2 separate regions of the Homo sapiens genome follow, and region 2 is linked to region 1. The links are chromatin loops, found by intact Hi-C in ENCODE. Cell type or tissue: heart right ventricle. All regions are shown on one strand. Each heading gives the region's core, and the rest is flanking DNA. Links, peaks and the distances in the headings are about the cores only.

What was found. Peaks named below come from ENCODE experiments on the same cell type or tissue, not always from the same donor. Only the 100,000 strongest peaks of a DNase experiment are listed, where the experiment ranks them.
Region 2: a loop joins it to region 1, with 2.1 times the contacts of the local background. A loop is called at or near these places in 34 of 110 quality-filtered maps.

Annotation. Positions count from the first base shown.
Region 1 is chr1:32,875,446-32,878,353 of GRCh38, reverse strand. It overlaps LOC105378631 (a long non-coding RNA gene), which reads right to left and starts at 2,385. Exons shown (of 3, transcript XR_947160.4): 1 at 2,139-2,385. RefSeq lists an enhancer at 1,567-1,736. In heart right ventricle, for the core only: CTCF peaks have their summits at 1,331 and 1,530 (motif pointing left); DNase peaks (open chromatin) are centred at 393 and 1,533.
Region 2 is chr1:32,827,150-32,830,057 of GRCh38, reverse strand. S100PBP (S100P binding protein) reads right to left here. Exons shown (of 7, transcript NM_022753.4): 4 at 1,977-2,065; 5 at 1-94. Among named protein-coding and RNA genes, the nearest start is that of S100PBP, 11 kb to the right of the region's middle. In heart right ventricle, for the core only: a CTCF peak has its summit at 1,478 (motif pointing left); no DNase peak of the experiment used is centred there.

The DNA.
Region 1 (2,908 bases), core at 190-2,689:
CATTTGCCCCAGGAATGCCTGGGATGGGGCAGCCTTTGGTGCATGCACACAAGCATATGCACACCTTTGCACACATGCACATCCAATGCACACCCCTTCCTCCTCCCAAACACACACACACACCCTTGCAAATGCAGGCACGGGCATGGCGCTTCAAGCCCTGGCCCGCTGACCCAGAAGTGGGTCAGAACATCATCCTGCCTGACATAACCCACTCCCACAGCCACCCTGGCCCACTCAGATGCAGAGAGCATCTCGGGGAAATGAGGGACTTGCACTTTATAATAATACCCACTGCAACATTTATAGATACTTAGCACGTGCCAGGTCCTGCGCTTTCCTCTTCACATGTAACATCTCCTGTGTTCCCCAAACACCACGCTGGGATGGATGCCAGGAGAGTGATTTGCCAGAGGTCACACTGTAGTGCGGGGCTGAGCCAATGTGTGAGCCCAAACTGTTTGGCTCCAAGCCTTGGACTCTTGCCTTCCTCACCAGACCCCTTGATGCCAGACCCATAAGCACTCACCCCGGGACCCACAAACACAGATGGGTGTGTCTGGCAGCAGGTGGGACCAGAGCCAACTAGAATGCCAGCATTCCTGGGCTTGTCACTCTGGGCCATCATATTCCCTCTTCAGCCTCCAGCCATTCCTGGGTCGGAGGTATGAGGGGAGGTTTAGACAACACAGGGATTTTTTCTTTCACTTATTTCTTCCCAGTGTGCAGAAAAGGAACTTTGAGCAGCAAGAACAAGACCCACTGAGAATCTCCTGCCTGGGAAGCCACCCGGGTTCCCTTCCCTTCCAGCAAAGGGATGAGTCCAGCTGCTGGATCTGTCCTCCAGCCTTCTCTGAGACCTCTCATGCAGACTTTTAACAAAGGGGCCTGAGGCCAGAGGCTGGGCCAGCTGCATCATCCTGAGCGGGGAGTTGGGTGGGCCAGGTAGGGGGATGGCTTCCAGGAGGCAATTTTCAGCAAAAGGATGGTCTGGCAGTGTTGCCAGGAAGGCAGCAATGCCCCTCACTAGAGGCATCCCAGGTTGGCAGGCACTGGATACACCCTGGTGAGGAAATTTGAGACAAGCAATGACCGAGTCCCTGCAACATCCTCGTCATCATCTTTGTCGTCATCGTAGCTACCACTGATTGGACACACTTTGTGTCAGGCGCTTTAAGATATGATACAACTGCCACTACTGCTAATAAAAATGGCAGCTGCTAGGAACTCAGCCCTTATGTGGCTGATCTTCATTGACTCCTCACAGAACCCTATGAGGCAGGCACTATTGTTAGGCCCATTTATAGATGGGGAAACTGCGGCTCAGAGAGGTTCAGAGACATGTTTACAGGCAGAGGCAGCAAGATGCAGGCTCTACCTGGCTGCTGCGTCTGTGGTCGGCTCGCCTGGGAGTTGACCTCCTGAGAGCTAAGCAGCAGGCAAGGCAGCCTCTGCCAGCCGGGGCCTCCTCCTGGGGCTGTTCCTGCGCTGGGGCAATGTGGGCTTCACTGTGGCTGAGGTGGCGCCCTCTGCTGGCTGTGCCCAGGCTGTGCAGAGCCACGAGGGAGGTCCTCCGTGGACTTGGGTTGTGGGAGGTGGACCGACCCTGGAGACTCAGGGTCAGACCTTCACTGCGGATGGCCGCTGTTCGCCAGTGAGAACAGATGCCAAGGTCACTCCGGCAGTCTGGGGCTGAGCTGAGGAGTGAACGTAAAGGCAGTCTTCACTCCCAGGCTTTTGTCCTTCTACCCCTCTCTCATCTTCCCCTAGCTGCCTCCACCTCTTCCACTGCCTTCCACTCTGAGCCTCTAAAATGGGGCCTCTGGCCCCACTGTTTCTGAGGAATCTGGGTGACTGGTGTGCAGCTGAGAATCTGTCTCCAAAGGCAAAGCCAGGGTCCAGGCTTTGAGGCCTGGAGCTGCCACTGACTGGCTTTGTGATACTGGGTGAGATTCTCAACCTCTCTGAGTGCTGTTGGATGGGAGCCTTCCTGTGTAGACTCTGAAGAACTGAAGAGATTTGAGGAGGTCTCCTTTACCCGATTAGAAGGCTCTATTCTGCCGCTCCTCCTTCTCCCTTCCCCCCTCCCCGTCCTCCTCCCTCCCCATCCCCCCCACCCCCCGCCCCCGTCCTCCTACCTCTTTCTTTCTCTCTTCCTCTTCTCCACCCCTGACCAGAGGAGGCATTTTAGGCTCAGAAAGCTAGAGTTACTTGGCCCTATGTCACCCAGCCAGGGGTTTCTGGCTTCAGAATCTGGACTTTGGAGGGCTGACCTCTGCCCTGCTTCCTTTTCATCTCCTCCTATATGTCTGATCCATCAGCTCCTCCTGCAAAAAAAAAAACAAAAACAAACAAAAAAAAAACATCCCAAATCCTCCATCGACTTCTCTCTCTGTCCCCTGCCACCACCCAGGCCAACACTGCATCCTTTCTGGCCGTGAGACCGCAGCACCCTCCTTGCTTCCTCACAGGGCACCTGGCCCCCCACTCCTGTTCTCTGCCATCCAGCCTGCACACTGGAGCGGGCAAAGTGAGCCTTTTAAAATGCAAATCACATCCCATCTCATCTCCCCTCGAAGCTTCCCATTGTGAGTGGGATCAACCTAACCTCCCTTCCACACCTGGAGGCATGTGTTATCCAATCCCACCTGCCCTCACTGCCTCCTTCTTGCTTATAAAGCTCCAGGCTCACTGGCTTCTTTCTGTTTCCCCAACATGCAAGCTTGCTCCTGCCCCAGGGCCTTGGTACTTGCTCTTCTGGGGCTGGAGCTCCCTTCCTGTGCTGTGTGCTGCTGCCTCCTTTGCCTTCAGGTGTCAGTTCAGGTGACTCCCCCTCAGCCCACACCATGTAACGTCGCCCCACCCAGCCACTCTCCACCACATGACTTCATTGTTTTCATAGCCACTC
Region 2 (2,908 bases), core at 159-2,658, 48 kb after region 1:
GTCCTCTGGGTCTTCTATATGAGCAATGACACTCCTGAGATAAAGCTGCTTCTGCTGTTCTAGATTTGACTGTGAAAACGTCGGAACATTAGTCCTTGAATAAAGCAAACCAGAAAAAAGAAAAACAGCCCATTAGAAACAGGAATATAGCGTTTTGTAGAGAGAAGTGATATACTGCTGATTGATTAGAACTAAGTTTCAGAGGCAAAATTATCTTTATGATCGAGAGGCAGAGGACAGTATTAGTCATACACAAAAAAAACTAAAATGGAGTATGGAATCAAGAGAAAAAGAAGAGAAGCTGGGTGTGGTGGCTCACACCTGTAATCCCAGCACTCTGGGAGTATCAGGCAGGAGGACTGCTTGAGGCTAGGAATTTGAGACCAGTCAGGGCAACACAGTGAGACCCAAGAAATTTTTTTAAAAAATTAGCTGGACATGGCTGCATGTGCCTGTAGTCCTAGCTACTCAGGAGGCTGAGGAGGGAGGATGACTTGAGTCCACGAGTTCAAGGCTGCTGTGAGCTATGATCACACCACTGTATTCCAGCTTGGGCCACAGAGTGAGACCCTGTCTCTAAAAAAATCAAATAATTTAAAAAAAGACGAAGAGAAGGAAATAGATACAACCTCCTGCTAACAAGGAATAGAAAGGTGAAGATTACTAGTCCCTAGAGAAAGTATTTATTGAGTAATTCAAGGTTAGTCAGAAAATAGCTTTCTAGAGTGAAACTGAAAAGTTAAATGGGATAAAGACTGAAAAGAATCACTAGATCTGGCCATCAGAGCAATGGTGACCTTGGTGAGAGCAATTTCTGGCCCATACTCATACTGACTGACTGTACTAAAGAATCAGTGGATGAGAATATTGAGATTGCAAATTTATTACTGTCCCAAGTAGCCTGAGTTGTGAGCTTTTGATTATCACTTACATTGTAAGCAATTCACAAGGTTTCTCTCAATTATGCAAACAAAATAAAAAACCAGGAAACTGGGATTCGGGATGATAGTCAAAGGAAACTTTAGCCTTGTTTGTAATAATTTAAATTTTTATTTTATTTTTTATACAAGGTCAGTCTCCCAGGCTGGTGTGCAGTGGCATGATCTCGGCTCAGTGCAACCTCTGTCCCCTGGGCTCAAGCAATCTTCCCACCTCAGTCTTCCTCGTAGCTGGGACCACAGGTGTGCACCACCACACCTGGGTATTTTTTTGTATTTTTAGTAGAGGTGGCGTCTTGCCATGTTGCGCAGATTGGTACTGAACTCCTGAGTTCTAGCAATTGGCCCACCTCAGCCTCCCAAAGTGCTGGGATTACAGGTGTGAGCCACCGCGCCCGGCCTAATTAAATTTTTTAAGCAAAATTAATGTAATAAATGTATAATCAAAAGAATTTTTTTAAATCTCACTGTAAGGAAGCTAATCTGATCCAACATTTTAAAAAAAGCTTTTTCTAGTAGATTCAATTTAAAAGGACCATGTAAAGATACTGCCATCTCCTGGCAACCAGAGAATAAATTGAAAAGATGACGCAAATTTGCAACCCCTACTGGAATTTTTCCGCAAGGGTAGTTGTATGCAAGTTGGGAGGGACAACAAAATGATTTTCTACTACTTGTATTTTAACATTTTCGTTAAAATTATTCTAACCTCTTATCATATATGTGACCAGGCTGCCCCATGCACAGGAGAAGATATCTTACCTTTGTAGTGTTTTCGCTAATATGTCTATTTTGCTTTCAAAATAACCCTGTCAAGCAGCAGAGGAGGCATCATTAGCCTTATTTCATGCATAAAAACTGAGGTAAGAGATTAATTGACTTGCCAAAAGTCACATAGTTGGTAGTGCTAGAACTTCAAGTTTGCTTACTCCTGGAGTAGGGATTTTTTTCCCTGCACTAAGAGGAAACTGGAGAGGGGAAGAAAGAAATTGAAGAGAACCAAAATAAATCAGAATATTTAATTATACTTTACATTACCTGGTCTTAGTTTGTAGAACAGGAATGACTTTGCCTAGTCTTCTCTCATGGCCTTTCATCTTCCCAGAATCCTTGTTAAGAACATCCTGCTTTTTTGAGGAAAAGGAATGCAAAAGGAAAGGTGATTCTTAGTTATAAGAAAAGCACTGAAAACACTATTTATGGAAATATTTTTTAACTAAAGGCTACAAAAGCCTATTCGTGAACACTACTGTGTACCACGTATAACAGTAGTGCTTCAAATGAGATAACTGTAATCTTTTTCTGTAATCTTAAAAAAAAAAAAAAAAAAAAAAAACCTGGCCAGGTGTAGTGGCTCATGCCTATAATCCCAACACTTTGGGAGGCCAAGGCGGGTGGATCACCTGAGGTCAGGAGTTCGAGACCATCCTGGCCAACATGGTGAAACACCGTCTCCACTAAAATACAAAAATTAGCTGGGCATGGTGGTGCATGTTTGTAATCCCAGCTACTCGAGACTGAGACAGGAGAATTGCTTGAACCCGAGAGGCGGGAGTTGCAGTGAGCCGAGATCGTGCCACTGCACTGCAGCCTGAGGGACAGAGTAAGACTCTATCTCAAGAAAAAAAAAAGAAACCCTACGTGGCAGGGATTATTACACTCATTTGGCAGATAGGGAATCGGGCTCAAAAAGGTTAGATAAATTGCCCAAGATTTTTCAGCTCTTTCATGGCTGATTCAGAGCTAGTGCTGTATCTTAATATATAGCATGGCAATAAAGATTGAGACATAGGCTGAAGCCCAAAGACAAGAAAAATAACAGAATTACCATCTTAGTAATTATTCAACAGAGGGTAATTTAATATTACGTGCCAGGTGATATAAATACATTATTTCATTAATCCTTATTATACTATGAAGTATTATTTACTCCAATTTAGATAAGAAATGTGGGGAAACATAGAGGCTAA